Linked DNA regions of Mus musculus: region 2 is linked to region 1. The links are chromatin loops, found by intact Hi-C in ENCODE. Cell type or tissue: gastrocnemius. All regions are shown on one strand. Links, peaks and the distances in the headings refer to the core of each region. The heading gives the core; the rest is flanking DNA. Region 1 holds the start of Naa40 (N(alpha)-acetyltransferase 40, NatD catalytic subunit). Region 2 overlaps Rtn3 (reticulon 3).

The links. A loop is a pair of places that touch in the nucleus more often than their neighbours do. Peaks named below come from ENCODE experiments on the same cell type or tissue, not always from the same donor. Only the 100,000 strongest peaks of a DNase experiment are listed, where the experiment ranks them.
Region 2: it touches region 1 in a loop (3-fold over the local background); 8 of 42 quality-filtered maps call a loop at or near these places.

The regions. Positions count from the first base shown.
Region 1 is chr19:7,226,523-7,242,627 of GRCm38, forward strand. Naa40 (N(alpha)-acetyltransferase 40, NatD catalytic subunit) reads right to left here and starts at 14,700. Exons shown (of 8, transcript NM_027643.1): 1 at 14,416-14,700; 2 at 8,541-8,636; 3 at 7,582-7,634; 4 at 3,666-3,761; 5 at 3,426-3,584; 6 at 3,200-3,283; 7 at 1,830-1,907; 8 at 1-1,569. The coding sequence starts at 14,421. The coding sequence ends at 1,428. In gastrocnemius, for the core only: a CTCF peak has its summit at 8,466 (motif pointing right); a DNase peak (open chromatin) is centred at 8,499; H3K4me3 peaks cover 275 bases; H3K27ac peaks cover 460 bases.
Region 2 is chr19:7,429,680-7,445,784 of GRCm38, forward strand. It overlaps Rtn3 (reticulon 3), which reads right to left. Exons shown (of 9, transcript NM_001003934.2): 4 at 5,252-5,459; 5 at 2,773-2,911; 6 at 2,287-2,356; 7 at 1,307-1,353; 8 at 72-130. Among named protein-coding and RNA genes, the nearest start is that of Mir6991, 15 kb to the left of the region's middle. In gastrocnemius, for the core only: a CTCF peak has its summit at 6,796 (motif pointing left); DNase peaks (open chromatin) are centred at 5,415 and 6,810; H3K4me3 peaks cover 20 bases.

The DNA of each region.
Region 1 (16,105 bases), core at 4,185-12,184:
AGGACTCTCTGAGTCCAGGCTACTGCACAAGCCAAGGATCTGGGCGAGAGGTGACTCCTTTGGGGAGACTTGCCAGAACAGACAGCTGAGTCAGGCTGGGTAAGGTGAACAGACTCAGCTCGGTAGCAGAGTCTCTGAAAGCAACTGCACAAAGGCAAGCTCTCTGCCACGCCTCCCAAGGCGGAACTCAGGGGCAGCAATGGGGAAGTGGCAAGTCTGTTTTTCTAGGTAAGGATTTGGTTTTGCTTCCTTGAAGAACAGGATCCAGAGGTCAGGGCGAGTTCAAGTTCTAAGCCTGTATCCCCTGAGGAGGAAGGCCTTCTGGCTCTAGCCTGTCACTGTAGGGTGACACCCATGACAGGAAAGCAGTGGTACGCCACTGAAAGGCATCCCAGGGGTGCCAAGACAGTGGCACGAGTGCCTCATTGAGGCGGTGAGGGGTGGGGCTCGGGAGAACAGGCAAAGGGGCCTGCTGCTGGCTGGGGCCCCTCAGTCAGGGAGGGTGGCAGGGAAGTACCCCACCTTCAGAGAGCTATCAGCACCAAGAATAGGAAGAAATGGATTCAGCTATACCAGGAAGGAAGGGTTCTTCTGGGGAAGACGAGAGGCTCCCTGATGTTGTTCCCCTTGAGACTAAGAACAGAGGTATCTGGGCTGAGAAGAGAGGTGTGAGAACAGGCAGGACTTTGACTTCCTTCTTGAATAAAAAGGTCAAGTCAAGATCATGAAAATGCAGCAAAGTCCAAAGGCCCAGAGATGCCACATCCCTATGACAAACACGTAAGAGACAGCTCTTCCTGATCCTGTCTTACTGACAGTGGTGGAGGCAGACTCCCTCCTGAAGTTGGCTGGTCCCGAGACACCACCTGTGGATCTATAAGATTACAGTGCAAACCTTTGCACCTTGACATCAAGGGCTACATGGTCTCTGAAAGAGCACTTTGTCCCCAGAGAAAAGATGTCCAAGGTCTGTTGTATGCCCAGATTTGCATCCAGTTCTTTCTGGGGACCAGCAGACTCCAGGCCTTTTACAAACGTGGGTATTAACAACATTCCATTTGTCCATATGGGGCATGGTGTGCAACCCGGTCAGGAACTCAGCTGCAGACAAGAGGGAAGCCTTCCATTTTAGGGGCCCAAGAACTAAGTAAGTAGGCAGCTACTGCACAAGGATGAGCTTGACAGCCAACCTGTCAATCTCACGGCACCCTCTCCTCGGTGCTCCCTCCTGGCACTCTGCTTTTCCAGGAGGGAGGTGGAAAGGCAGCTGGGGTCACTGCTCCCCAAGGTTCTGTGTTCTCAGGATATGCCTGGCTCACGCAGAACTAAGGCACCCCACAGCTCTGAGGGTACCTGGCAAGTGGCATAAGACCAGGGAGGGGACAGGCCTAAGGAGAGTGACATCCCTTCAAAGTGGTTCTAGGAGTTCAGTGGCAACAGCCACCACAGTGGCCGCCTGTGTGGGAGTGCTGACTGTCCCCGAACTTGGTCCTCCGGCTCAGAATCTCATAGGAACAGTCCTCCCCACAGCAACCAGACATGCTGGGTGAAGAGTCATCAATTTCAAACCTGCAAAGACAGACAGGAAAAAGACTTGCGTGTTGGCAAGGAAAATGTTTGGCTCCCTGAGTCAAGAAGTTCTCCAAACTTCTGAGACCTCTGCAACGGGGTGCAAGGACTAAGTCAGAAGGCAGTGGGATAAGATAGCACAAACCCCAACGCCCATGAACACTGACTAGGACCAGGATGAGGGCAGGCAGGTACCTGGGAACCAGCAAAGGGACTACCCTGACCACCCTGAGGGACCACACCCGAGCCTTGTTCCTTACTGCAGTGCCTCTCGGAAGAACTGATAGGCGCCATGATTATGTTTAAAAACAGTTAACATCACCTTCTTCATCTGTGTGCTGGAAGAAAGCAGAGTGAGCACCTTTTAGAAACAGAATCCAAAGGCTAGACAGATGGTCCAGCACTGTACAACACTTCTGGTCTTCCAGAGGACTAGGGTTCCCGTCTTAGCCATAGGATAATTCCTATTTTCTTGCCTGTACCTCAAGAACTAGGATATCCCACATCCTTCTGACCTCTGCAAACACTGTACTCACATGGCAGGCACACACATACACAAAAATAAAAATGTGTATATATATATATGTATGTATATATATGTGTGTGTGTGTGTGTGTATAAATAATTTTTTTCTTTTGATTTTCGAGACAGGGTTTCTCTGTGTAGCCCTGGCTGTCCTCGAACTCAGAAATCTGCCTGCCTCTGCCTCCCGAATGCTGGGATTAAAGGCATGTGCCACCAGGCCTGGCTTATGAAAATGTATATTTTTAAAGAAAGGGTTGGAGAAATGTTCAGCGGTTAAGAGCACTGACTGCTCTTCCAGAGTTCTGAGTTCAATCCCCCGCAACCACGTGGTGGCTCACAACCATCTGTAATGGGATCCGATGCCCTCTTCTGCTGTGTCTGAAGACAGCTACAGTGCACTCACATACATGAAATAAATAAATAAATAAATAAATAAATTTAAAAAAAAATAAAAAACAGGGGGTTGGAGAACTGTCTGAGGACTTAGTTCAGGGGTCAAGTGCACGGACTGCTGTTGCAGAGGACCTGCGGTTAAATCTTTAGCACTGACATTATGGTGGGCAACCTTCTATAACTCTAGTTCCAAGGAATCTGACACCCTCTGCTGGCCTCTAAAAGTACCAAGCACCAACACGGTGCATACACATGCACACAGGAAAGAGGGGCAGAGGGGCGCAGAGGCAGAGATCTGTGAATTTAAGGCCAGCCTGACCTATAGAGTATTCCAGGACAGCCAGGGCCACACAGAAACTCTGTCTCAAATATTGGGGGGCGGGAGCAGGGGCCAGGGCAGTGAGAATGGCAGATGGATGGACGCGGACAGAGGGACACACAGAAGGTAAGGTTAGGCCTCCCCTCTCTCCTACGTCTACCGCTCCTCTAGCCTGCAGAGGTCTTGGGCACCTTGACACTGAGCCCCTTCCACCACAGCAGGTTGGTCAGATTGCCTCAGTGTCAGGGATCTGCCCCACTTGCCCTCATAACTTGGAGCCACAGCAAAGCAGGGCCATCTTCCTGACAGGGTCTAGGTGCCTTTCTCCTTGAGGAAGTCCAGGAGCCACCTCCTTGGTGAGTTCTTTCCCCCAGCAGTGCAGCAGCTCCTTACCTGTTGGCCATGAGCTGCAGGATCTGAATGAGGAACTTCCCTAGGCCTTTCCGCCGTACCTTGCTTTCCAGCTGCACTTCATAGCTAACAGAGAAAGCAGAGGAATGAGCGCCTAGACCCAATGAAGGAGCCTGCAGCCCCATGCAGGCCTTAAGCCTAGAGGGGGCCAGTGGGCTCTGCCACCTGGTTTCCTCCCCTCTACCCCACTGTCAGCCTCAGTGCCTACCAGTACAGGACTTCATCCCCGCACTCCACATCAAACCGGAAGTGAGAAAAGGCAACTGGGATGGAACTGTTTTCCCAAGCAATGAGGTACCAGGCTCGGTCATCGGTCATTTCCTCCCGTTTTTCTCGGTCCTTCCAGCCCCACTCACTTTGCTCATACCTGGGGAGTTGGGGCAATCAGGACAGGGGCCTTGGAGGAAAGCCATTGGGTACCGGGTTGCCTTGGTAGGACCATGCTTACATCGTCTGCATATTGGTTTTGGTCAGGTCGAAGGCCCAGTCCACAGTGGCTGGCTCCAATCCAGACACTCGCTTACATTCAATGGAGACATTCAACCTGAGAAGCAGACAGGGGGGCATCAGGCCTGGGGCTCCCACCAGGACACTGCTATTCCTTCTTGAATGATTGTCAGGGAGGCATGCCAGTCTCAGGTACCCTAAAAGGAAAAACCAAGTTTTCCAGACCTAGGATTAACAACTGTCATCATATGGCCACCATCCCACTATCCTGCCACAAGGCCCATTTCCTGAACTGTTCTGATCAGACTCATCTGTCAACTGCTCTTTCTTGGCTACTTTTCTGTTTTCCCATACCTGCTCAGTCCCCTGAGATTCTAGTAATATACCTAATAATATGTTACCAGGAACACTGTTCCCTAGCTGTTTGTAGGCACATGTCCGGCTAACTATAGTCTCTGCCCTTCTCTCACTCAGCTGTCATAGGACCAGGTCTCTTATCCATTTGTCATGCCTTTACAAGAATCTGGGTGACCTGGGCCTTTCAAGAAGAAACCAAATACCCTTCTGTAGCCTAGTCCCATGTGCCTGCCTCTCCTTCCTCATAACACCCAATGGTGACTGACATCTCATTACACAGGTAGAACAGGGTCTAAACCACCGCTCTAGACATTAAGGTCCCTCTTTCTAAAGAGACACAGAAACTAGTCTGAAAAACTCAAGCTTTAAAAAAAATGGGAAAGGAGCTGGAGTACTGGCTCAGCAGTTAAGATCAGTTGCTGCTCTTCTAGGGCCCTGAGTTTGGCACCCAACACCCACCTCAGGCCACTCATGATGGCCTGTAACTGGAACTCCAGATAGATGCCCCTGGCCTCAGGACACTTGCGTCCATGTACACACACACACACACACACACACACACACACACTCAAAATGAAACAAATATTTGTTTTTAAGTTATTGAGTGTGATGGAACACACCTTTAATCTTAGCACTCATTTACAGAGACAGAAACAGACTGCTCTCTGACAGTTTGAAATCAGCCTGGTCTGTAGATCAGGTCTACAGAGCACAACAAGCTAGTTCCAGGACAGCCAAGGCTATATAGTCTACATGGTAAGACCCTATCTGGAAAAACAATAAGCAACGTGTGTGTATGTTGGGGGTGGGGGTAGTGAGTAAAGACCCACTCGGAGGTCAGAGGACAATTTCAGGAAACCGGTTTTCTGCTACCACGGGATATCAGGGGATCAAATGCAAGCCATCAGGTTTGGGTCCACTCATCAGTGGAACCTCATCAGTGTTGTTGTCTGTCTGGAAACAGGGTTTCTAAATGTGGCCTAGCTGGCCTCACTATGTAGAGCAGACTGATCTCAAATGAGAGATTAGGCCGCCTCTGCCTCCTGAACACTGGGAGGATTAAAGGTGTGCACCATGAGATCATGACCCTTCTGCTTCGGCCTCCTAAATACTAAAATGATAGGCACATCTGTCTAAAATTAAGCCTTTAAAGAATTCCCACGCAGCATCTTTCATGAGCCTTTGACACAATCATCACAGTAGAAGTTCCCACTGGAATCAATTGTCATCTCTGCTGACTGGCACGATCTTAACCTCCTGCCTTTGGAAGAGCCTTCCTTCACAAGTATCACTTAAGAACCATCCAAACTCAGCCCTGCACCTATTAGCTAGAAAATACCCAAAGGCCAGCCTACATTCATCATTCATCTGCACTTTTATTTTTGGTCTCTCCACATACGTGGGGGGTGGGGTGGGGGGGCAGGGTTGAATCAGTATGCAGCCCTCAAACTCATAAAAACCCCTCTGCCTGAGCTTCTCAAGTGCTGTCAGAGGCATGCTGAAGAAGGATCACAGCTACAGGAACCATATGAAATGCAAGGCTCTAGAGCAGCTGAGCCTCCTGGTGTGGCTTGCTTCAGAGTAGGTCCAGATTTTTGCAAGTCAATATAAACACAGCACATAAAAACCACTAAGTAAAATCCCAGGAAGAGATTTCTAATCATACTGCAACTTTCCAAAACCTGAAAAACAGAGCTGGTAGAGGAAATGTCCATCACATTTCAGATCCCAGATGGGAAGACATAAGAGACAGTGGACTGAACTGACTCCATCATTGCCACGTAGCTATAAAAAGCCACGCCACAGGGCTTAGGAATTTACACAGCTGCCCCTCCACACCGTGTTCACTTTCTACCTGGGTTATCTGCTCCTCAGCATACCTCACTACTTTCTTGCAACATCCTACCTGACAGCTAAGAAACCAAGGCTTGAGGGGCGAGAGTGACTTATTCCAGGGATGCTAATGAAAGGTCCAACTACTCTTTACCATCACACAGAGGAACTGTAACCTCTGACCTCCCTGAGCCAAGGCAGCACAGCAGACTACCTACCACTCAGGAGGGCAAAGGAAAAGGGCCTGCAACCAGACCTGAATGCCGCCTGAGACAGCAGTCACAACAGCCATATTTACTGTCAGCAGGCTCCATGGAGCAGAGCTTTGGGTTTAACCCTCCTAACTCCTAAGGAAAGGACCATTAGACCCTAATCTTTTTTTCTTTTTCTTTCTTCGCTTTTGCTCTCTGATTGTTTATGACAATGCCAGTGTCTTACTGTATAGTCTAGAGTGCTCTCAAACTCATGATCCTTTTTCCTCTCCTTTGTTTTTTGTTTTTTTAAAGATTTATGTATTTATTTCTATGTATGTCAGTACACTGTCACTTTCTTCAAAGAACCGAATTTTTGTTTTGTTGTTTGGCTTTGGTTTTTAAGACTGCCTTTATGTATGTAGCCCTGGCCATCCTGGAGCTCACTTTGTAGATCATGCTGGCCTTGAACTCAGAGATCCGCCTGCCTCTGCCTCCTGAGTGCTAGGATTAAGGGCATGCACTACCACGGCTCATGGTTTTTTTTGTTTTTTGTTTTTGTTTTGTTTTGTTTTTAAGATTTATTTATTTATTTATTTACTTACTTACTTATTTATTTAATGTCTATGGGTACACTACCAGAAGAGGGCATCACATCTCATTACAGATGGTTGTGAGCCACCATGTGGTTGCTGGGATTTGAACTCAGGACCTTTGGAAGAGCAGTCAGTGCTCTTAACCACTGAGCCATCTCTCCAGTCCCGCTCGTGTTTTTAGACCCATTTCTGATCACAAAACTAGGTAAGCCAGGCTAAGAACTTTAACTAGTGTTAAACAGCCGACATACTGTATACTCAAGGAAGAAGCACTGAGCCGGGCATGGTGGCGCACGCCTTTAATCCCAGCACTTGGGAGGCAGAGGCAGGCGGATTTCTGAGTTCGAGGCCAGCCTAGTCTACAAAGTGAGTTCCAGGACAGCCAGGGCTACACAGAAAAACCAAAATAAACAAACAAACAAACAAACAAACAAACAAATAAATGGAAGAAGCACTGAATTGGGAGGCAGAGGCAGGCGGATTTCTGAGTTCGAGGCCAGCCTAGTCTACAAAGTGAGTTCCAGGACAGCCAGGGCTACACAGAAAAAACTAAATAAATAAATAAATAAATAAATAAATGGAAGAAGCACTGAATTGGGAATCAGAAACTCCTTTAGATGTGAGTTAAACCCAGGAACGTTATTCACATTTTCTGAGCCTCCGGTTCCCAATCAAAATGTGATAGTAGGCTGACAAGTTTCCAAGTTTCATCCTTTGAACAAAAAAAGATATAAGTCTTAAAAAGATGTCAGTGTGTACTCATACAACCTCAATTACACACAATGTTTCCACCCATCAATTCCTGCATCACCTTAACTGGGAGACTGACTGCACCAACAAGAGGCAACAGGCAGTTGCTGCTTTCAAATAATGGAGCTTGCTGGAGGAGTGAATTTCCAAGGTGCACCAGATGACATTAGGAATGCTAAGTGCAACTCACCCATTGCGGTCATACTTCTTGAAGACTGGGAATGCCTCCAGAGGGTCTCCAAGCTGTGGGCAGAGAGCAGACATAGATGAAGGAAGACAACACTAGTAAGGAGGTGTGACACCATGAATGTGGTGAAAGAGAACAATCAGCAAGCCTGTGGCATAATGCCTGCCCCTGTACAGCTAACCCAGGAAAGAAATGACCAATCTGCTTGAATATTTCAGGGACAAATAACTGCAACCTGACAGTCACCGAGACAGAAAAGCACAACCTTGCAGAATATCATTTCAGAGGCACAGCCATTTACCAATATGGGAATTAACAAAAATTAACGTATTGGGCTAGAAGGATGGCTCAGGAGTTAGAGTGCTTACTGCATTTTCAGAAGGTCTGGGTTCATTTCCCAGCACCCATACAGGACAGCTTACAACTTCCAGTAACACTAGCTCCAGGGACTTACACACTTACATTCATGTGCACTCTCCAGCCCCATTAGGGGAAAATGTGAAATACAGCATGATGTAGGAAGGGTACCAAGGCCAAACTCTCAGTCTCAGGGTGAAAGCTCTCAGACCCGCTCTGACACCCCCCACCCTCCATCCCACAGAGCTGATTCACAGCTGCTGCTCCTCTGAGCAGTCCCAGGGACCAGGCCAGTGAAGCCTTGGGTAAAGCAGAGCTTACAGTACGCACGGGCAGCCAGTAACCTCTGAAAGAAGGAAGAGTTAAGAACCATGTGTTATGTCTCATGAGAGGTTTCCTCACCCAAAAAATCTCCCCACGTTCCACATCAGGAAAACCTGTAGCCTTTCCACACAACCCTCAACACTTGAGCCAACCACAGCCCCTCCTCCCCAAACTGTGTGGGCATGGGCCTGTGTGGACAGTGCCAGAGATCTGCCACTTGGTGGCGCCAAGAAGTAAAAAAACAGAAAGGAGCTGAAGTTGAGAGAGGAACTGAGAGTCACCCTGTTGGCAGCATCCACTTTGGCACACACAGCATCCATGGCCGCTCTCTCCTCCAATCGTTTCTGCTTCTTCTCTTTGGCTTTGCTCGACTTTCTCTGCAACAAGGAAAACACCACCACTGGAAGGGCTATAGCCAACTCACTCAGAGGAACCCAAGGGGCCTTGAACCCGTTAACCTGACCCTGCAATAGGAAACCTGGATGTGTGGACATATTCACTTGGCTGTTCCTTCCTAAGGAGGAATGTTCAATTTCAGGAACATCTAGGATCTAAGATGGCCCCAGACCAGCATTTCTTTCTTTCTTTTCTTTTCTTTTTTTTTTTGTTTTTTTGTTTTTTTGTTTTTTTGAGACAGGGTTTCTCTGTATAGCTCTGGCTGTCCTTGAACTCACTTTGTAGGCCAAGCTGGCCTGGAACTCAGAAATCCGCCTGCCTCTGCCTCCTGAGTGCTAGAATTAAAGGCGTGCGCCACCATGGCCGGCTGGCTCAGCATTTCTTTAGAGTCTTCTAACTATGAGACAGCCCCGTGGAAGCAATTCAGAGCCACACCCAGCACGTCTGCGCAGCCCAGGCCAAGTGGCAGTCACAGCATGGCCCTGCTGATGTCAAGGGTGGCTTGAGAGACTATGGTTCACTTCAGGGCAGAGGCAAGACCAAGCTGCAGGGGCACGACAGCAGGGATGGGGCACGACACAGGGAAATTGTCCCTACTTGCATCTTAACCAGACCCTACTTGAAGGCTAATATGGGGCTCTTTCAAAATCCCTTCTCCCTATTTTTTTTTTTTTTTTTTTGGTGGGGGCATGGGAAGAGAGTGGTTTCATACTGTAGCTCATGCAGGCCCCCAACTCAACAGTAATCAACCTGGCTCAGCCTCCCAAGTGCTAAGATTACAGGTGTGAGCTACAACCCCCACTTTTCATCAAAAGTGCTTTCTACTTTTTCCCTGCCAGGTTCTAGAACAAAAACACATCATGCCCTGTCTAAGAGTAAAGCCTCCAGTCCTGCCTGGAGCTGTTATCACTAGGGCTACAGAAAGGTGCTCAATGATACCTTCTTGTTCACCCTACCAGGGAGGACCAGCAGCCCAGATCTCCTGACTCCAGCCACACATCTTTCACAGCTCACTGGAGAGAGGTCAAATACCACCAATGCCAATGTGACTGTGGCACTGCCTGGCCCCAGGACAGGGCACTGAACAATCAACATTCACATGAATTAAAAACCAGCTTTTAAACAGACGGGCTAGCTCCAAAGCGTAACTTCAGCCTGGATGTTCAAAGGAACAGCACTGCCAAACTTGTATTTCAGCATCAGAAGGTAAAAGAATTAGACTCTCTGACAGGCAAAATGCCAGCACCAGATACTTCCCACCACTGTGCTAGGAGCCAGGCTAGCTCTCATTTCTCACCTCTCCTGAGAAATGCACGTACAGGTTTTTTTTTTTTTTTGGTTTTGTTTTTTGTTTTTTCGGGGTAAGGTTTCTCTGTGTAACCCTGGTTATCCTGGAACTCACTCTGTAGACCAGGCTGGCCTCGAACTCAGAAATCTGCCTGGCTCACATACAGGTTTTTGTTGGTCTTTGTGGTGCTGGGGATGGAACTCAGGGTCTTGTGCATGACAGGCCAGTGGTCTAACATTCAACTATACCCCCAGCCTGAGGCTGTTTTCACGGAGGTGCAAATGGGAACAGAAGTAGCCCCTCCAACTGGTTTTCCGGGATTTATTTTCCCTCTGGAATATAGGCTTCAACACCACGCTGAAATCCATTAACAAAGTACTTTCACAGGAATACATGGGTCAAGGCTCAGGGTAGAAGCCATCACTTACCTTTATACATTAAGAAACTGAGGCCCAAGGGAGCATGACTCATGCATGGTTCCCCAGGGAGTGAGTGGCCAAATGGAGACATGAGGGGCCAGGCCACAGATGCAGCCTTTGTCTAGACTTCAGCTCAGTCACCAAAGACCTCATATCCTGCAGAGATAAAGCTAGGGGCTTCGAGCACTCTCAGGCAACCACTTAGCAACTAATTTCTTTTTTTTCTTTCTTTTTTTTTGGTTTTTCGGGACAGGATTTCTCTGTGTAGCCCTGGCTGTCCTGGAACTCACTTTGTAGACCAGGCTGGCCTCCAACTCAGAAATCCGCCTGCCTCTGCCTCCCAAGAGCTGGGATTAGAGGCGTGCGCCACTACCGCCCGGAGCAACTAATTTCTTGATGCCCATTTACCTGGGAACCAATTCCCAACAGTGCCACCTCTTACACCACCTCCATGCTAAGGTGGAGGCAGGGAAAAGAGAAACAGTAGCTGAAGTCTCCAGAGCTGCACCATGGAGCATCAGGAACATGAGTATTCCATCAACCAGATAAGGCCATGCCCACCTGCCACCCCTAAATGACCATTTGAACATCTCCAGGGAAACTGGGATGCTAACATATCTTCACATTCAAAGGAGATGTAAGTTCCCTTCTCCACCCTACCAAGCCAACAGAGTGTAGGACTGTTGGACTGCCACAAAACACATTGTGGGACAAGATTAAAGGTGCTGGAAACCAAGTGTGACTCCCAGGACCCCAAAAGCACAAAACCTGGGTTCTTCCACAACATTTAATTTCTCAACACAGGAACATGGTTTCTGAGACTTATGCAGACTGAGTGGCAAACCAGGCAACCCTCAAGGCCACTACCAAGGAGATTGAGATAATGGACAACACCCCTTAAGCACTTGGCAGCCAGCACAGAGTGAGGGGTAGAGGCAGGCTGGGCCACACAGGCAGGGGCCCTCCTGCAACTCCAGCAAACACCAGTTAGAGTGGTCTCCCACTGTTCCAATTAGCTTCGCTGAAGCCTTGTGGAGGTAAGGCTGTCCTGCAGGGACGCAGGAAAACTTGTCTAATTAAAATGGGAAATAAGCACAGTGAACAGTAAAGCTCATTGTGGTTAAGTGTCGTTCCCAAGGGAGCTTTATATAATAAAAAGAGTGTGGGCTTTTGAGTCAAGAGACCTGGATTTGATTCTCAGCTCTTTCACTTAATAGCTATGGCTTTAGGCATGTTACTTAAAGCCCCTTTGGCAAGTTGTTCAGTTTGTCAGAACCTCAGTTTCCTCAACCATAGAATGGACCTAATAATTCCTACAGCAATAATCAAAGGGCTGTTGTACAGATAAAATGGTATTATGCATTGGATTTAAACTCTTTTTAGCTGTACATGTGCTAGGACCAAAGCATATTCATAGCTACTATGTTACACTGAGCTTCATTTCCAGCTTTAGAGATGGTCTCTGTTTACAGGAACCCACTAGTGTCAGACACTCTGCCCGTGCATTCTTTTTTGGGGGTGGGGGGCACAGGATCTCCTATAGCTCAGGTTGGCTCCTAACTTGTTATATGGCTAAGGATGACCTTGAACTTCTGTTCCTCCTGCCTCTTCTTCCTGAGTGCTAGGATTACAGGCTTGAATTACTTTACCCAGTCTACGAGGTGCTAGGAATCAAACCCAGGACCTCAGGCATGCCAGGCAGGCACTCTATAGAACAGCTATATCCCTAGCCCTCTGCCTCTGCTTTTCTAAAAAGAATGTGTTGTAGACAGCTCAGCTGTGAGAACCAACTACTAATTCAAGTCCTAGAGTTCTGACAGGTCTTCCCAGCCTCAGCTGGACTCAGCTCCACCAGGCAGGAGTAGGTTTACTTTACTTACCAGTGTGTGCACAAACAGGAGGCTCAGATTCAAATTCAGGCTTGAACCCCTTACTAGTCTAGGAGTCACAAAGAGAAATAAAAAGACAACCCACAAACAAACTCCACCAGTGGCTGCTTCCAGAAGAGATTTGACATCACTTAGGCCTCCGTGTCAATGCTTCCACCCAACTGGTTCTGGCAAGGGGAGAGATATATCCTCTAACTCAAACCCAACAGTAGTAGAACCCGGGAGAGGTGTTGTTCCACTTGCTCCCACTATCACTCAGCCTGGGGTTTAGAAGCAGGGTACTTCCTAGGGGAATGGGTGGCAACTACTAGGAACAACTGCTTCAAGTTATGCAGGTGGGGCATGGAGGCTGGGGTGGGGACTGATGAGAGTAATGGGAGTATTCCAGATCTGATCCAATGAAGGTAATTCAAGTCTCTGCTGCTTTGAGTTTTAGGCCAGGAGACACTCTGATGGGAGTTGTGAGAAACATCTCCACAGTATGAGCAATAGATGGGGACTCAAAGGAAGCCCAGTGTATCTGGGCCCCATGACTTCAGTGCCACCAATGAATAAGTACAGAACCTGAGGCATGTCACCCTCTTAGGGCTTTGTCTGCAGTGGCTGATTCTGGGCAAAGAGTTAATGAGTAATACTAGAAACTTGATTTCATTTAGCTTCAACAACAGCAGGGGCCTGCAACTGCTCACTAAAATTGAAGTTAAATATGCCAAAGTCTCTCAGCCTTGATTTTCTTCATATTGAATAAAAATTACTGTCTGAACTATGACAAATGCTTTGGAAGGTTTTGAGGTTTTTGTGAAGACTGAACTCAGGGCCTCACATATGTTAAGCATACACTCTACTACGGAGCTATGTAACCCCAGGCCCCTCAAGTTTTGTTTTGACATTGATCCCAAAATAAGTGTTTTGTCACAAGCTAGACTACTTTTGTCTAATAAGCTGATTTGTTTGTGAGAGAGGGAAAAAAAAAAATCTAGGTTAGTGACAGTAGGGACAAACCCAAAGGAATAAAAATAGCACCAATCTATTTTAGATCACTGAAGTGAGGCTGAGAATATAAGCAAAATAGCAGCTACTGCTTAAAGGCACCTAGTGGGCTATTTACATCCATTTTCTCATTTAATCTTCATCACTATCCTAAGAGGAGGTCACGTGCATCGCACAAATAGGAATAAAACCAAGCCAGGCCTCATCACCTGCAGGGTCATGCCACTAGCCGTTAAAGATGGGGCTGCCACTGAGGCACATCTAGTTTCAAAGTCAGGACTCGCTAAAAGTGTTGCAAATTCCACACGAACCCTATGATCAGAGAGTTACATTTTTAGGAGGGTGCTTTTGCCCAACCCTAGATCTGCATATCCCAGGAAAGGCCATGGAAATGCATCTTCTTGCTGTCAGACCATAACAGGTGGTTACTATACATCCAGGCTGGGACTATAACCAGCCCATCCCCCCTACTCATCTGTACACCTCCACCCCCTCTTCCATTGCAAGCCACCTGCAGTAACAAGACTAAGAACAATCCAACTTCTAAGATCCATTTTACTGCAGCCAGAAGCTGAACGGGCATGCCTGTGTGGTAAGGAAGACTACGTTTCATCTGAAGCAGGAAGAAGCTGGTAGCAGACGGTTCAAAAGTGTAGGGGAACTGGCTGGGCAGAGACTTGAGCAGTGGGAAGCAGATTCCATCGAGACTCCGGAGTCACCGGATGGGGTCCAGCGCCCAAGCCATATCAATGTGACCTTGGCCATACGCCTTCTTGCCTCCCTGCCTCAGTTCCCTACAAGTTCGGGTAGCAGGAAACCGCTAGGACCGTGACAGCCAGATGATGGGTGTCTTCAAGGAGCAAGGGGCTAATATCAGGGACGCAGCAGGGGCTCGGGAGTGGGGAGGCCTTCTAGGGGGTCAGAGAGGCAGGAAGGGGCACGAAGAGAACGGAGTGGGGGGCGGGGGGGAGAAGAGGGCTCCCAGAGAATTTCTGGGCTAGGCTCAACGCCGGGACCTTTACAACGAGGCGTGGGGAACTCTTGTCAAGTGGGGGCCGGGGGTCACGTGAGACTGTAAGGGGTCAGGGTCACGTGAGGGGGTTCACGAAACAATGAGGACGCAGAGGGTGAACGGCAGCTGTGGACTTCCCATTACTTCTCCAGCCTCACTTACCCCCATGGTGGCGGCGGCGGCGACGGCGGCGGCCCTCGGCTCCCCTCTCGCACTTGCCCGTAGGGAGGTGGCAACGGCGGAACCCGAGCGACAGCGAAGCGGCCGGCCGCGCACTACGCATGCGTCTCACAAATCCCCCGCGCGTCCTAGAGGGCCCCGCGCCGGCGCAGAACCGGACCAGAGTGGGCGGCGAGCGCGAAGGCGCGCAGGTGGAACGGTTGCCGTGCGCGCGGAAGGCCTGAGAACAGAAAGGCGGGAGGCGCGGCAGAGCGTCGCGCTAGGAATGACGCGCACGCGCCGGCCCCGCCCCCTCGACGGTCCGCGTCTGTAACTATGGCAACGACCACGCGGAGCGGAAGGGCGCGCGCCGGCCTGGAGCAAGCTAGCCTCGGAGCCACTTGGTGGGCGGTGGTGCGGGCTGCCTTCGCTGAGGCGCGCAGGCACAGCCAAAAGTCTGGAAGCATTCTGACTTCTAGAAGCTGACCCTTGGCATGCCTTTTCTAACAAGTCCTGTTATACCCATTCATCCTTCTCAACATTCGTTCACACGGCATTAACATGCACATACATTGTGCTGAACCCAGAGGATACAGAAGTTTGTGTCCTAAAGGAGCTTGTAACTCCTGTGTAACTAAAGACCTCAGGTGTTCTGGGTCCTATTTTTTTCAGTTTGAGCAGACATCTGGGTAGTGTGACCTCCACATGACCTGCATGGGAATCACCTAGGGAGATAGAGCAGTTTGCAAACCCTTGGGACTAACCCTGAAATCTGGGGTGGAGGCGGGAATCAAAATCTTAGCTTTCTTGGTTTTTTTTTGTTTGGTTGGTTGGTTTTTGTTGTTGTTGTTGTTTTTGTTTTGCTTGGTTTGGCTTAGGTTGGCCTCCTTGACCCTGCCAGCCCTGTACTGAGGGTCAAATTCATGGTTTCACACATGATAGAGTTCTGTCATTGAGCTACAACCCCTACTCCAGAGTCTCTATTAGCGCGGGCACACACACACACAAAATTAGAACGCCCTGGCTCCAGTCTTAAATTTAAAATTTTCAGATTTTAATCATTATCCTACGTTTATTGCTCAGAGAAGTTGTAGCCCTGGCAACGTGCAGCGAGTGCCTACTGCAGTGGTAGGCACTGTTTCAGGCAGCAAAGAAAACAATACCAAGCTGAGTGTGGTGGCTCCTACCTGTGATCCAAGTACTATGGAAGCAGAGGTTGGAGGACCATGGGGCTTGAGAGACAGCTCAGAGGTTAAGAGCAATGGCTACCCATCTAAAAGAACCAGGTTCCTAGGACTCATGGCAGCTTAGAACTATATATAACTCCAGGTACAAGGGATCTAACACAGTCACACAGACACAGTCAGGCGATCCCAGCATTTGGGAGGCAGAGGCAAGTGGATCTCATTAGTTTGAGGCCAGCTTGGTCTATAGACCAAGTTCCAGGACAGCCAGGGCTACGCAGAGAAATCCTAGCTTGAAAGACCTAAATAAATAAAATCTCAAAAAATTTAAAAAAGAAAAGAGAGAGAGAGAGAAGGAAAGAAATAGTATCAAACAGGAAAAAGATCTGCTGGTATTTTCTAGAAAGGAGATAATAAGCCAGTTAAATAAATAATAAAAGAATAGTATGTGCCCTGGGTACCATGAAGGAAAAGAAAGCCTGTCAGGAAAGGATTTATAATTGTATCTA
Region 2 (16,105 bases), core at 3,781-11,780, 200 kb after region 1:
ATAAGAGACTAAACAATATGGGAGAGGAGTCCACATGGGAAACAGTGAACGTGGTCCCTAAGTACACTTACTTTTCAACAATTGACTTGGTCTGATCCCGGGCAATCCCAACATAGTGGTCAATCTGTGTCTTTAAGAAAGAAAGGAAGGAAAGAAGGCTCAGCTGGGCAATAAAGGGGCTAAGAAAAATTTCATACAATATATATTTTGGTAATATTCTTATTTCCCCCAAAAGGCACTATTCTCTTATTTAGTGCAAGTATTAAAAAATCCCAGTATTCATTATCCCAGAAAATAAAAATGATGTCCAGTTTTTCAGAAGTGAAAGTTCTGTTTTCAGATTTCAACAACACTTCAAAATAAAAATTACACATCATTTGTACAAGTAGAACTTATGTGGTATTTTCTGTAGTAACACTGAAGTACTTTTCTAAGTACTAGAAATTGCAGATTTAATCTATTCTGTAGTTGTGATGTGTTTTTGACTCCTGGGCATTATTAATTCATTTAATAATTAAGAGCCAAAAATATTTTTTATATGTGCATATTAGTGCATATGTGTATGAGTGTGCATGTGTCTTTGGAGGCAAAATTTTGATCTAAGGTTTCTCTTCAATTGCTCTCTATCTTGTTATTAACTAATCAATTTAATTAACTTAAAGATGAGGCCTCCAGTTTACCATGTAAATAAGGCTGAAGCATGGACCTCTCACCTTCCTGACTCACCTCCCACATGCTATGGATGCGCATCCCTAGACACAATTTACCTAGGGCTAGGCAAGTACTTCACCAGCTAACCTACATCCCTAGGCATCTACTTTATTTTTTGAGACAGTTCAGTCCCTCACTAAACCTATAGCTCACTGATTTGGTTAGAATGGCTGGCCAATAAGTCCCAGAGATCCTCCTCCGGGCTCAGGTTGCAGGTGTACATTTAACACCAGGTATTTTTATGTGGGTGCCTGAGATAAGAACTCAGGTTCTCATGCTTGTGTGACATTTTACCAACTGAGCCATCTCCCTGACACTCCCAAAAGGTCTTCAGATGCAGAGATAATCTACCCCGTCCACAATGGAAACATCTGCTCACACTAACATTTCCTTGGAAGTGCAGTTTAGTTTTTAGAAGATTAGCTTTACAAATCATCTTTTTTACCTTCCTTTTTGGAATGGGCAATTCATCCCTATGACTCAGAACATCTATCTAGGCCTCCAGTCTCTCTTGCTATCCGTTTTTTACTTTCCTTAAAATGAACTGAAGCCAGTCACACATTACTCAGCATATCTACCACAGATAAATGCCTACCTTATACTTCTCATAGACAATTGGGACGCTGAAGACAAGCAGCTCGGCTGTAAGACAATAAAAACACAGCAAGTGCAAACGTGAGACTCAAGCAGCACAGACACTTCTTCATGAAGTACAGAGAAACAATCAAAAAGGAAAAATAAGAGCTCTCGAAATTGAGGATAGCTGGGAGAGAGCAGATAAGGGTAGTGTTGAAAAACCCCTAACAGGCTATTTTCTTTGTATGACAGGTGTCAACTTCTAAACTACAAGTGGTTTCTAAAAGCAAGGTCCCCATATTTAAACCAAATTTAAACAGTGCTCTTTATTCACGGTTGCTTTGAAATCCTTTGTGAAAGCATTTAATAAGCTCTCGGCCACAAGCCCAGGCTACACTAACGTCTACCACACTGTAAATGCACAGGCTGGCTCTACAGAGTAAGAGATCACACTGCATACGTGATCTGTAGCAAAGTGCTCCAGTCCTCAGCTACATTGTTGTGGCTGTTCACTTTATTGATGGTTTTTATGTCCTCAGTGGGCCCAGAACATATTGTGAAGCTTAACATGATGCTGAATTCCTGACCTTCCTGTGTCTGTCTACCTAGTGAGGGCATCAGAGTTGTATGCACCATCATGCCTGGTTGCCCTGGACAGGGCCTTATTAGGTTAGCCAGGCTGGCCTTGAAGGATTGATTCTCCTGCTTCAGCTTCTTGAACAGCTTTGATTATTGGTCTGTACCATCTAGCTCAGCATTTACACTTAGTCTTTGTTTGTTTGTTTTTTTTGGTTTTTCAAGACAGGGTTTCTCTGTGTAGCCCTGGCTGTCCTGGCACTCACTTTGTAGACCAGGCTGGCCTCGAACTCAGAAATCCGCCTGCCTCTGCCTCCCGAGTGCTGGGATTAAAGGCGTGCGCCACCACGCCCGGCATTTACACTTAGTCTTACAAGTCTTTAAAGAAATAAGCACAAAGACACACTTTCCTTGTCACCTTACCGAGAATCAGAAGGGTAATTCCATTAAAAACAGCACCAACATAGGTCATCAGCCACATGAAGACAGCCAGCTGTGAAGGTCAGTGTCAGAGGGTTAAATAAGAATAAACATACCCCCGAGTTCAAGCTAACTAGGTTTGCATCAATGCAGTGTTTTATGACACAGATTCCCCCATGTGCACTTATAGTCAGAAAACTCACTGTCTTGGGGTCCATAATTTCAGGGTGCTGAGCTGATGACCGCTGGTCTAATGCTGGTCTAATGCTGGTAGGTGGCAGCATTTTCTGTTGATAGTTATTTTCTCTTTTCTGATAAAACCCTATATATGCCCTATTTTACCACCCCCCCTCGGGACAGGGTTTCTCTGTGCAGTCCTGGCTGCCCTCGAACTCAGAAGTCCGCCTGCCTCTGCCTCCCAAGTGCTGGGATTATAGGCATTCGCCACCACTGCCCGGCTTACCTCTAAATTAAAGCCCAGCAACTAACCTTCAAGGAGTCAACCAAGTCTTCTACCAGAAAGAGACGAATAATGAGTTTGAGGGCCTTGTTGACATGCACCATCGCAGCATTCATGTAGTTGTGGAAAGCTTCTGAAGACAGGGTAATGTCCACATCCAAGTAGGCCCTTCCGAGGAAGAAAAAACAGTCGCACATGTGACACACAAGGGGAAATTCTTCAACAGCACAGTGGTATTTTAGTGTGAAATCAGCATTCTAGAACTCTGTAGGGGACACAGCTGTCCTTTACTCGATAAAAGCTAATATGCCAGTTATCTATGAATGTACAATGAAGAACTATCTGGTGTAGATATATCAAAATACACTCTGTACATCAGATAGCAGAGGGCTTGCCTAGCATGCATGAGATCCTGGTTCAATCCCCAGCATTATAAAACAAGTAAAAACCAAAAATTCATTTGTGTGTTTGTGTGTATATGCATGTTGAGTTCAGAGAACTACCATGGGTGTCATTTCTCTGGCCCTATCCTGTCCTTCTCTTTTTCTCTTTCTTTAACAGTTTCCTACCGACCTACTGTCCAAATACACTGTTTTATTTTTAATGCACATGTGTATGTACGTGTGTGTGTGTGTGTGTGTGTGTGTGTAGTGGTTTGAATGAAAATGACCCCACAGGCTCATAGGCAGTGGTACTACTAGAAAATGTGGCCTACTAGGAGTGTGCTTTGACGTTTTAGGAGCTCAAGCCAAGCCCAGTGGTTCATACTGCCTCTTTTGGTCGCCTGTGGATCCAGACAGAGGTCTCAGCACCATGTCTGCCTGTACACTGTTATGCTTCCCACCATAACAATGGACTAAACTGTAGTAAACTCTGAACTGTAAAGGACTAAACCTCTCAAAAGTTAGTCCCAATTAAATGTTTTCCTTTATAAAAGTTGCTGTGGTCATGTTGTCTCTTCCCAGCAATAGGACATTGTCTAAAACAGTGGGTACACACATGGTGCACAAGTAGAGGTCGGGGGACAGTTTGTGGCAGTTGGTTCTCTCCTTCCACCATGTGGGTCCTAGGGACTGAAATCAGATTGTCAAGCTTAGATTGTCAAGCTTTTACCTGCTGAGCATCTTGCTGGCTAGGACCTTGTCTTAGCAAGTTCCAGAACACCCAAAGCTACGTAGAGAGACCTTGTGTCAAGCAATCACCATCAAAACAAAAACTTAACAACAACAACAACAACAACAACAACAAAAAAGGCCTGGGACTAGAGCTCAATGGTAGAGCACTTGCCTTGTATGTGTAAGGTCCTAGGCTCAATCTCCAAGCTGTGGGCAGGGAGCATAGTTTAAAAAAGCAAAGGAAAGACTGAGGAGGGTAGCAATCATGAATATGTTAGGGCTGCAAACTATATAACACACTGTGTTTTCAGAGGCTGAGATTAAAAAAAGGGTGGTGGTAGGTGTATAGGCAGGCAAAGGGTCTCAACTACATAGCCCCTAGAACTTACTGTATAGATAAGGCTGGCCTGAACTTAAAGAGCTCTGCTTGCCTTGGCCTCCCAAATGCTGCGATTTTGGCATGCCACAGTGACCATGTCTGGCATTCTTGTTCTGAGGGGTAAGCCTGTGCTCATAACCTGTTCATTCACACAACAGCTACTGAGCGTCTACTGCTTATCAGGTTTGAAGACATCTTGAGGAGCTCAAACTCTTGGAAGAGCAGAAGAGTAAGAGGCATGTGTTCATTTTCCTGTTTATAAATATAAAGGTTTTAAACATGAGATGTTTCCAGGTATGGAAGCAGAGGGAGGTGGGTTTCTGTGTTTGAGGCCAGCCTTATCAACACAGTGAGTTCTTTGCCAGCTAGGGAGACACACAGAGACCTTGTCCCACCAAAACAAAACAAAACAAACAAACCCTGTCTCCAAACCGTCCCATGTCTCTAACACCCCCCCTCCCGACAAAAAGATATCTGAGCTTGTAAAATATATTCACTAAGTCAACAATTACTATATTAATTTATAATTACAACCCGCACTCTAGTTCCAGGGGACCAGATGCACTCTTTTTGCCTGCAAAGGCACCACATGCATATGTTGTACAGGCATACATACAGGTAAAACAGCCATATACATAAATATTATTTTAAAGGGTAAAAATAACTGCCCCTAGACTCAGGGAAACTGCACTAGAGTTAAAGAAAATCAGAAATAAAACCCCCTGGTTCTAGAACTTGGAATTCAAAGCTGTTTCTAGCTGTTACTATATAGTACTGAAACATGGACACAATGGCTGACTGAGGGCTGCCCTGGGCAAGCTATTCTGTGCCCTGCTCTGGATTTATAGCTCTGGATTTATTAGCCTTAAGTGTGAGTCTCTAGTCAGTTAAAAGTTCTCAGATACTAACCTAATTACTTCTTAGGGTGATGGCAAGTATTTAGGGACTGCTTTTGCCATCTATCTGTAAGAGACAGGTTAGAACTTCAGACATGTGCTATCTCAGCAAACTTACTTGAATGGATGTCCTTCTTCTGACTTCTGCACAGCTTGAATGACAGACTTATAGACTCTGAAGCTGATGGTGACAGAGAGAAGAGCCAGGATGAGGTAAGAGACCACACTGATAACACTGAAGGCTGCCAGAGAGAGCAGCATGATCAGTGTGGTGCCAAAGACAAACCCAGTCTTCTTCACATCTCGCCAGAAAATCAGATCGTGCACTGCCAAGAGAGGGGGAATAGAAGTTAGAGAACCCAGGACCACCTTGGCTGTGCTGTGCTTTACTGGCTGCCATCTATCTCCCTAGTATCCTGGCACCTCTTTACTTTTGATTTTGTTATTATGGGTTGTTTTTTGTAACCCAACCTTTAACTCCTGATCTCCTACGAGCTGGGATTGTAGGCCTGTGACACATATCTGACTGTTTTTATTCTTAAGACACAGGGTCTTGCTAAACTGTCCAGCCTTACAAAAATGGACAAGGCCTCTAGAGTTGGACAGATGAGAGTCTGAGTCTTGGCCATTTCTACCTGTGCTACTTTTCACCATTCTAAGCCATTCTCCATTGTAAAGTGAAGAAAATGGCACCATCTCCCTAAAGCTGTTTCAAGTCCAGTGCAGGTAGAGTGTATTATTACCTACATGCAACAAACTTATGTGATTTACTAGGAAGGAGAGGTTTTGAGATTCCTGCTGGGAAACTGAGTTCCAGGTAGTGGATTTTGCAAATCGGGAGAAAACAGGGTTCCAGTCAGGTGCACATGATTGAACTGAGCCGATACAGGGAACTGCATGAAGGAGACCTAAAAGGGCCAGCGCTAAGCAGGGTAATTCCTATAGTCAAAAGTCAGGCACACACCTATGTCGAGTTCTCATGTCTATAAGTATAGTTTCAATACAGAATGCAGAAAGGTTTCATGTCATCAACCAATCAAACAAATTGATGATATGTGCCCCAAACATGTACCTTTTTAAAAAGAGAAGGTAACTAGACAAACTTACCTGGAGAAATGTCCTACAAAATAACTAATCTATATTCTTAAAAACTACCAGTGTAGGGCTGGAGAGATGGCTCGCTGTTAAGAGCACTGGCTGCTCTTCCTGAGGTCCTGAGTTCAATTCCCAGCAACCACATGGTGGCTCACAACCATCTGTAATGGGATCCGGTGACCTCTTCTGATGTGTCTGACAGTGACAATGTACCCATATATATAAAATAAATAAATATTCAAGGAAACAAACAATTACCAGTGTAACCAACAGCGGACTGGAGAGATGGCTCAGCAGTTCCAGAAGACCTGAATTTAGCATCCACAGATTGGCTCACAACGGTCTGTAACTCCAGTTCCAGGAGAGTAACAGACCTCTTTTGGCTTCCATAGGCACCAGGGACACACATGATGCATACATACATTCTTACTTATAGGCAAACACTTATATAAATAAAATTAATAAATCTAATTTTATTACACAGAAAGAAAATAAACGGATTTCTACATTTGCAAAGTTGAAAAGAGCCACTGTGTCCTCATGGACTTTACTGCCACCTGCTGGAAAGCTGTTATACAAGATAGTCAGATGTACAATTCACATGTGACTAGTGCCCCTTAGAGGCATGCAGAATATAAACTGCATAACAATACAGAAAAGCTCTAGGCTCAACCAGTGGAATTTTGGGCCTAGACCAGAAAAAGGGCATTAGGGAATGGCAGATAAAGGGCAATATTGTGCTACACCTCAAACCTCAGTTTGCAGCTTTGCTTCATTTGGCCTTGGCCTGCAGTTACTTCCTGCCCTACACTCTGTATCCCATCACTCTGAATGATCTTACAGCTTTGTTTCTTCTAGGAGCACCTCCACCTCGTTTATCTTTTATAGACTCTTCAGATCTGTGACAGAACAAACTCATAACCCAGAGCCAGTGTGACTACAACTTCCCTTTGTTTCCTTATACTGTTCCTCAACATGGAAATTTGCCAAATGTATTCAGTACAGACCACCAAAAAAAAAAAAAAAAAGACTCTGTGTGTTTGTGTGTGTGTGTGTGTGTGTGTGTGTGTGTGTGTGTGTGTGTGTGTAGGGGTGGCAAATCATTTGGCAATGTTTACCTCGCTGACTCTCTGGTAGAATTAAGAGACAAATGTGACAAAAGGGTAGCTGTCAAAGTCTAATGTGAAGCCTTTAGAATAGATGTTCAATCTAGCAAGAAGCCACAGTAGTTTTGAAATCATCTGTTTCCACTGCCAGTACAGCATTTTTGTTTTGTTTTGTTTTGAGACAGGGTCTTTTCTCTCTCCTCTCTCTTCTCTCTCTCCCCCTCTCCCCCTCTCCCCCTCCCTCCCTCCCTCCCTCCCTCCCTCCCTCCCTCCCTCCCTCCCTCCCTCTCTCTCTCTCTCTCTCAGCTAAAAACCCAAGTGGCTGGGTACACCTTGAGGGATTTTTTTCATTTGAAGTGAGAAGACCCACTTTTAATCCAGATCTTTTGTTTGTTTTGTCTTGTTTTTCTGGACAGGGTTTCTCTGTGTAGCTCTGGCTGTCCTAGAACTCACTCTAACTAGGCTGGCTTTGAACTCACAGAGATCTACCTGCTTCTGCCTCCTGAGTTCTAGATCTTTTGAGATGGGAAGATCCACCTTTCATCTGGGCCATACCTTCTGCTGGCAGCCTATATAAAGGGCACAGAAGAAGGAAGCTTTTGTTCTCTGCCTGCTTGGTCTCACTGGCAAGTCTATTCCTTTACTGACATTAGAGCCTACTTCTTTGAGATTCTGATGAATACTGAAGACCAGCTAAGATATCTAATCCAGACTCATGGTCTGAACAACTACTGCATTCTTGAACTTTCTGTTGATAGTCTACTTATTGTTAGACCAGATGGACTACAGCAGATAAACCATTCTAATAAATCCCGTATATATTTGTATGTACATACATATATTTTTCCATCCTATAAGTTGTTTTTCTAGAGGATCCTAATACAGTGGTCATACATTTTTTTAAATTTAAGGTTTAAAAAAAGATGCTTACATGCAAAAATGGGCTTATTTATAATCTTGAGCAGTTACCACTCCTTCAGAAAGTTCATTATAAACAAAAAGTCAATGGGCTGGAGAGATGGTTCAGTTTAAGAGTGACTGCAATTCTGAGGGACCAGAGTTTGATTTGCAGTACCCACATCAGACAGTTCACAATTGCCTGTATCTCCAGCTCCAGAGGATCTGATTCTTCTTCTGGCCTCTACAGGGACTTATACATATAGCAGATACAGATACAAGTGAAAGCCTAAAACAAACTACTACAGTAGTTTGTGCCAAAACAAGACATTTATCTCATGCAAAATACAACTTAAAAAAAAAAAGCATTAGCACAGGAAATAGGGCCAGACAACATCTTTAAGTGATTTTCAATGATGAAGCTCTAACTTCAGTTATATTGATATGTACACAACAGTATGATTTAATGTATATTTACATGCTAAAGTGTCATACTCATCTCTGAGATGAAAACAACAACAGAACCTAGATCTCACTATAATTCAAGTACAGTGCATGCTATGTCAGCACAGCAGGAGCCTTGAGTTCCTCTTGCTATCTGAACTTCCCTTTTCAGGACATTGCCCTGTTGCTGCTGCAAGACAAAAAAGAAAACATACTAAGGAGAGCCCAGGTAAGTGTGCTTACAGAAACCCATGCTCAATCCTCACCAAATCCAGGGAGCATTTTATATTCCTGTTTTGTTTAGTTTTGTTTAAAAATCCAACATACATTTATTTATTTATTTAGTGCTGCACGATTGGGCATGCATTTATGAGCATACCTGTGTGTGTGCTACCAAACACTTTCAAGGGTTGGTGCTTATTAGAAGCTGACCCCTCCCATTTCTGCCTTCACTACTGATTTTAATATGGGTTAAATAATAACAGGGCCTTTATTCTCCCTACTGTTAAGTTTCTGGACTTGTTTCCAAAAGTCTTGGTATTTGTATTTCTCAGGTAAAATGAGATTTATGTTCCTACTGTACAGACTGTTTTTCAAATCATTAGACCACAAATAACTCCTTCAAACTAGGTCTACCTGACTTGAAAAACAAGGCTTTCTGAAATTGGCAGCCCATAATGATGTTAAAAATGTAACAATGCGTTTATGCTAAATGCTAGTCCGAAAAGTTCCATTTCTGTTAAGCTTTGCTTGCTTGCAAAGGTCATAAAATACCTTTACAAGAGTCTGTCCACTATAGCTGGGGTCACTTGCTCACTTCTGGTCCCAAGGAGAGCAGGTAGCCTGGCTATTACTGAAAATTCTTGCCTTGCTCATTTTCATCTCTGCTGAGTGTTTGGAGCTCCAGTCCGACACAGTAACAGTGTTCTCCTTAAATCATATAGGTTCTGGCCATGAACTCAGGTCAGGTTTGGGAGCAGCTGCCTTTCCTTCTGAGTCATCTCAATAGTATTCCTCTAACTGGAATGTTGCTTCATAAACTTAGTGAAAATCTGCTTTCCACAAATTATATATATTGATATACTAGTTCCATGCCATTAAATCAAAGAGTAGTAGAACCAATGGAATCTTTCATACCAAAAGGATTTTTACTTTTAAATACCTGTATTACTATCATTTATGTTTTCTTCAATCATCCACATTTACATGTTTTGGGTAAAATCTTTCAAAGAGAATTTTTTTAAAAATATTTATTTATTACATGTAAATACACTGTAGCTGTCTCCCGACACATTACAGATGGCTATGAGCCACCATGTGGGTGCTGGGAATTGAACTCAGGACCTCTGGAAGAGCAGTCAGTGCTCTTAACCGCTGAGCCCTCTCTCTAGCCCCAAAGAAAATTTTAAAATAGGAAAAAACCTCAAGAAACCAATATATCTAAAATTTGTAGTTATATATTAATCTTAATATCACTATAACATGTAGAGTAGCTTGGTTTTTTGTTTTTTGAAGACAGGGTTTCTCTGTATAGCCCCGGCTGTCCTCGAACTCAGAAATCCCCCTGCCTCTGCCTCCCGAATGCTGGGATTAAAGGCATGTGCCACCACGCCCGGCTGTTTTTTTTGTTTTTTTAAATATAGTATCCCTGTTTAGAATGTGTCAATATCACATTAGGATATGCATTTGTGATTGATGTGGAAAGAAACCATACCCTGCATTTCTTAGGGTTTCCTCAAGTTAACTGTGTTTAGAATAAAACAAATTAAAGAATTCATCAAAATAAATGAAGCTGGAGAGTGGGAATAACAGTATCCTAAACATAACTGGCCATCCTCACTCAGCTCTCTTTATAGCTGCTAAGACTTAACAAAAACACTTTTTAGAAGATTTTCAGGGGCTGGAGAGATTGACTGCTCTTCCAGAGGTCCTGAGTTCAATTCCCAGCAACCATATGGTGGCTCACAACCATCTGTAATGGGATCTGACGCACTCTTCTGGTGTGTCTGAAGACAGCTACAGTTTACTCATATAAATTAAATATTTAAGTAATTCTTTAAAAAAAAAAAGATTTTCAGTTACATAGTAAAACAGGTTTGTTCAGACAAAGTAAAATCAGCCAAGGTTTAAAATGCAAAACCCAACAAGGGTAAGAATACTATAAAAGGTTAAAATAAATTTAAAGGATAAAATGAGCCCTTCAATTGGTCTTGAAAAGCAGAAGGCAGATGGTGAAATCTACACTCATTCTGAAGCCATTAGCTGTGTTCCATCATCTTCACTCCTTGTAAAACAAGCATTTACAACGTAGTGCCTGCTCCCCTTTAAAAGGCTCAGCATTTATCACTAATGCATTCTAGTCCACTTTTAAGCACTAGGTCAGAACTGCTAAGCAGGATCACAAAATTTCATTCTGCCCAATCTGTTGATCTGTTTTAGACTGATTCTAGAACAGTTCTTAAGCCAGGACTCACAAGGCTGCAATACTCAAGAGTCACCACTGTCATCCATCTCAGCCCTACAAAGTCCTTTCCCCTCTTGCTCAGCACTTTCTAAGTGCTGCCTAGGGAATGTCTTCCTGTTTTGAAAGGCTGCCTTATGAGAAACATTGTAAACATTCTGGTCCCATCTAAGGATGGGCTATCATATCACAAGCTAACTTAGTTTGGGTTGTTAAATTACAGCTGCTTTTGGTACTTTATGTCAATACTGTGTATCTGGCAAGATCCATACTTATCTTCTGGTCAATAACTTTGGTCTCCGTGCTAGTAGTACATCATGGCACAGCTGTACCTTTCCTGCCTCACGTGCTTTCTCTACTTTGTTGCCCTGTCTTCTCAGAGGCAGGCAGTACCCAGCTGCTTCTTCCAATTTTAACTTCCTTTCTTATAGTTAATTCTGGATTTTATGACCATGATCTGTTTTGCAGCAATCGACTTATAATGCCTCTCCTACAAGTTAACTGCTTCTTCCTTAGGAGGTGGTTTATGGATGCTTTGTGTATGTGTGTCTCATTCTCAAGCCATCACTTATGAGTAGGTGCACAAACTGTGTTTAAGTGCTCACCTCTCGGGCACGCTCTAAAACCCTTGGATCCTGCACTGCTTCCTCCTGTCTGCATCAGGCCCCCTTCCTTGCGGTGCAGCCCAAAGTACTGCGTCCAGCAGCAGTTACCCATCGCATGCTGCCTAGGTACCAGCAGCTGCATCTGTCTGCTCTGAAGAGCTCCGCCAAGGCGGCCGTTATTGCAGTGGCCTTAAGGAGCCGCGCGAGCAGCAGCAGCACAGCGCGGTGGCTCTAGGGAGCAACTCCAGGCGCCCAGGCCTGGTCTGAGGGCCCCACTTTATCTTTATTATTGAAAACAAAGGTTTTCTACTACTTGCTAGGAGATTTAAGGTCGCCAGCTGCAGTACCCATAATATACCAAAAGAGGGAGCCTAATGGCGTTCTCAAAAGAAGAAAGCTGCCAGTTCCGCAAGTTCAGTCAGGAGCAGCATTGACACTTTGCTGACTTCCTTATCAATGCTTTATTACCAAATTTAGGGAAAGAGTTTGGTTTGATTTTAAATATAGAAATCTCCAAGGATCAACAAGGATCAACCGTGCTTTCCCTAGCACGGTTCTTTGTGTAGCCCTGGCTGTCCTGGTACTCAGAGATCTGTCTGCCTCTGCCTCCCCAGACGAGGGTTAAAGGCTTGTGCCACCATGTGGAGCTTCTCCCAAGCATTCTTAAGTAAGGGTAGAAAATGATTATACTGAAAAAGGAAGGGATGAAATTGACAAAACTCCAACTTTAATTTTATTTTTGAAGAGTAACTTAAGATTGACACAAGGTTTTATTTTCTTTGCATAAGTTTTTTGTTTTAATTTGCTAATACTCAATACATGTAATAAGATTTAGATGGGGGGAAAGTCACGCTGGTTGATTTGTTTAGAGTAGGGTTTTCCATTTGTAGCACTAACTAATGATCTTTCTCAGTTAAAGACGGGCTTTCCGACTACAAGAGGGGGAACGGCTCATTAATAAAGAGGATGCTCACTGACAGGGCACGCTTCTCCCAATTTTAACTTCCTGTCTTAAAAAATTAACTTTGGATTTTCTGACCAAGATCTGTTTTGCAGCAATGGGTAAAGACTTGCAGATGGGTTTTGCAGTAAATGGGCAAAGACTTCCTTGCTAAGCATGCTAAGGTCCCAAGTTCCATGCACTGCTAAATTAAATAAAAGGTGATGGTGACTGTTCAGTTTCAAAAAAATATTGTACTAAAATAAAATGATGAAGGCATTTTCCCCATTGGACTAGATTTTCATATTTTTAAAAATTGCATGGTTTTCATTAAATTAAATCACTTTTTAAGTTGCAAAAGATACTAGATATCTGTAAATTCAGATCCCAATTTTGTGTATGTTGATAAGGCTTAAGTTTTCTCTACCACATATTTACCATTACCTCAGCACATACTCCTCCAAGTGGCACAGATCACTGACAGGAAAAGCTCTCACTGTCAAACATGTGCACAGTCTTGCTTTGTCCGCAGCAGCGTCTAGCAGCAGGCCAAAGACATTTGTAGAGACCTCTTTCAAATTGATACCCACTAGATTCTTAAAAAATAAGTCATTTTTTTAATCATTAAAACCTCCCATTGTCAGCCAGGCGTGGTGGCTCACGCCTTTAATCCCAGCACTCAGGAGGCAGAGGCAGGCGGATTTCTGAGTTCGAGGCCAGCCTGGTCTACAAAGTGAGTTCCAGGACATCCAGGGCTATACAGAGAAACCCTGTCTCGAAAAACCAAAACCAAACCAAACCAAACCAACCAACCAAAAAACCCCAAAACCAAAAACCTCCCATTATCTTTACCCCCAATTTCCAATTTGTAAAGCACATACAACAGGGATGTGAGACTAGCCCTCCCCAAGCTGTGAAGCAGGTGGTTTTGAAACTCTTAACCTCCCTTATTTAGGACGCAGCTAGATAATAAACGGCTAAAGACACAAGGACTTGTTTTTTTTCTTTTCTTCCCCTACTAAATCTGGGTGTGTTTTTACACACATCAGATTACAGAATTTGTTAATTAAGGAACTGTATAGAAGATGGGCGTGGTAAATAGAGTACACCTGAAATCCTGTCCCTGTAAACAATTACACCAGAAATCCCTTGGGAGGCTGAAGCAGAAGGATTAGCGGGAATTTAAGGCCAGTCTGGGCTACAGTTACAGTGTGAGAGTCTGTCTCAACAAAGAAGAAAAGAATTTATAGAGCAGAGTCACTGGACCACGCTAACTGAAAAACTACGTAAGTGCTAACAAATTTAAACACACAAACATTTTAAAGAAAGGTTCTCATAAAGCCAAGGCTGGCCTCAAACTCAAAACTAGCAGAACCTTGAATTTTTGATCCTCCAGCTTCCACCTCCCAAGTGCTGAGATTACAGCATGTGCCCCCATGCCCCACTTGAGCAGTACCAGGGTTCAAACCCTGGGGTTCCTATATGCCAGGCAAGTACTCTAGCAACTGAACTGCCTTGAATGTGCAATCCTCCCACTTTTACCCCTTACATCCTCTGCCAGTGTGGGACACCTCAGCCAGCCTCAAACCCGAGTGGTAGTCAGCTTGTCTGTCTTTTTCTGTTAGTTGACGCAGGTAAATACACATACATATCCCTGACCTTTGAAGCCTTAAAAACTTCAAAAAAGCAAATAACTTAAAAGCAAATAACTCTCCTGTGAAAAAAGAGTGGTGTACTGGCTCGTTTTATGTCAACTTGACACAAGCTAGAGTCATTAGAGAGAAGGAAGCCTCAGTTGAGAAAATGCCTCGAGACAGGGCTGTAGCCAAGCCTTAGGCATTTTCTTATTTAGTGACTGATGTGAGAGCGGCCACTGTGGCGGGGACACCCCTGGACTAGTGTTCCTGGGTTCTATAAGAGAGCAGATTGAGAGGGAGCAAGAGGTAAGCAGCAGCCCTCAATGGCTTCTGCACCAGCTCCAGGTTCCTGCCTTGTTTGAGTTTCTGTCCAGACTTCCTCCAGTGATGAACAGTGTTGTGGAAGTGTAAGCCAAATAAACCCTTTCCTTGCCAAACTGCTCTGGTCATGGTGTTTCATCACAGCAATACTAACCTCAACTAAGACAGTGGGCATCTGGGTAATGAACAGATACTCCCCTCTGTTTTATTGCCCCCAGCATAGCATAGCTGATAATCATTTCAGGTTAACCAACCACCTATATTTTATTCCCTCAGGCAATGCTAGGGATGGAAACCAAAGGCCCCAAGAGTGAGTACTATATCACTGAGCTACACACCTACACTATTTGGTTTGTTTGATTGTTTTTGAGACAGGGGCTCACTCTGTCTCAAAGGCTGGACTCAAGCTCACTGTATTGCTCCTGCCTCAACGCTAAATGCCATCATGTCCAACTTCTACATTAAACAAAAAAGTGCTAATAGGCTGGAATTGGCTCAGCTGTTAAAAGCATGTGTTCCTGCACAGGACTGAGGATCAATTCCCAGCACCCATATGGCAGCTTACAACTGTCAGTTAACTCGAGTTCCCCAATGCCCAACTCTAACTTTAAAGTGCACCAGGCATGCACATGGTACACACACATATGTGCAAGCAAAAGACTCAAACACATAAAATAGTATATCTAAAACAATGTGCTTAAATACATATACCATAAAGCAACATGGGCTATTTTTAAAGAGTAGTTCAGTAGCATTTAATTACATGCACATTAGCCAGGTGGGGTGGCACATACATACCTTTAATCCCAGCACTCCAGAGGCAGAGTTCTCTGTGAGTTAGAGGCCAGCCTATCTACAGAGTGAGTTCCAGGACAGTTGAGGCTACAAAAAAGAAACCCTCCCTGCTTTGAACCCCACCCCCCCCACCTCCAAAGTACAAACACATTGATGTTATCCACTGATGTTGCACTGTATCCTTCTGCTCACTCCAGTGTTTAAACAAGCATGTCAAAATAAACAGTGGTTATCAGGACATCTACTTCAGCTTGAGAACCAGGACTAAAATGGAGTATTCTTTTCACGTTTTTCTTTAAATGTAAAATTACAGCAAACTACATAAACATAGTCATTGGGTACATGTACAATATGTACATCTGTTCAATTTCGATCAAAGTGTACAAAAGACCACACTCCTGAAGGTGCACCTTTTTCATTATAGAGTTTGTATCTCGATCCCCCACACCTACTCCCAAAGGCCCATTCAGTTAAAGGCTGATTCCCAGAGAGGCAGTTTGGGAAGGTTTGGGTGTCTAGTGGAGGTCTTAGGTCATGGAGTATTGAGGGGGTCTGAGTTTCTTCCTTGTGTTTTGGCCATAAGGCTGACAGTTTTGCTTCAGCACGTTTGCCCTACTTTGGTGATGCCAAAGGTCCAAGAGCAACAAAGCCAACTATGAGCCTGGCAAGTT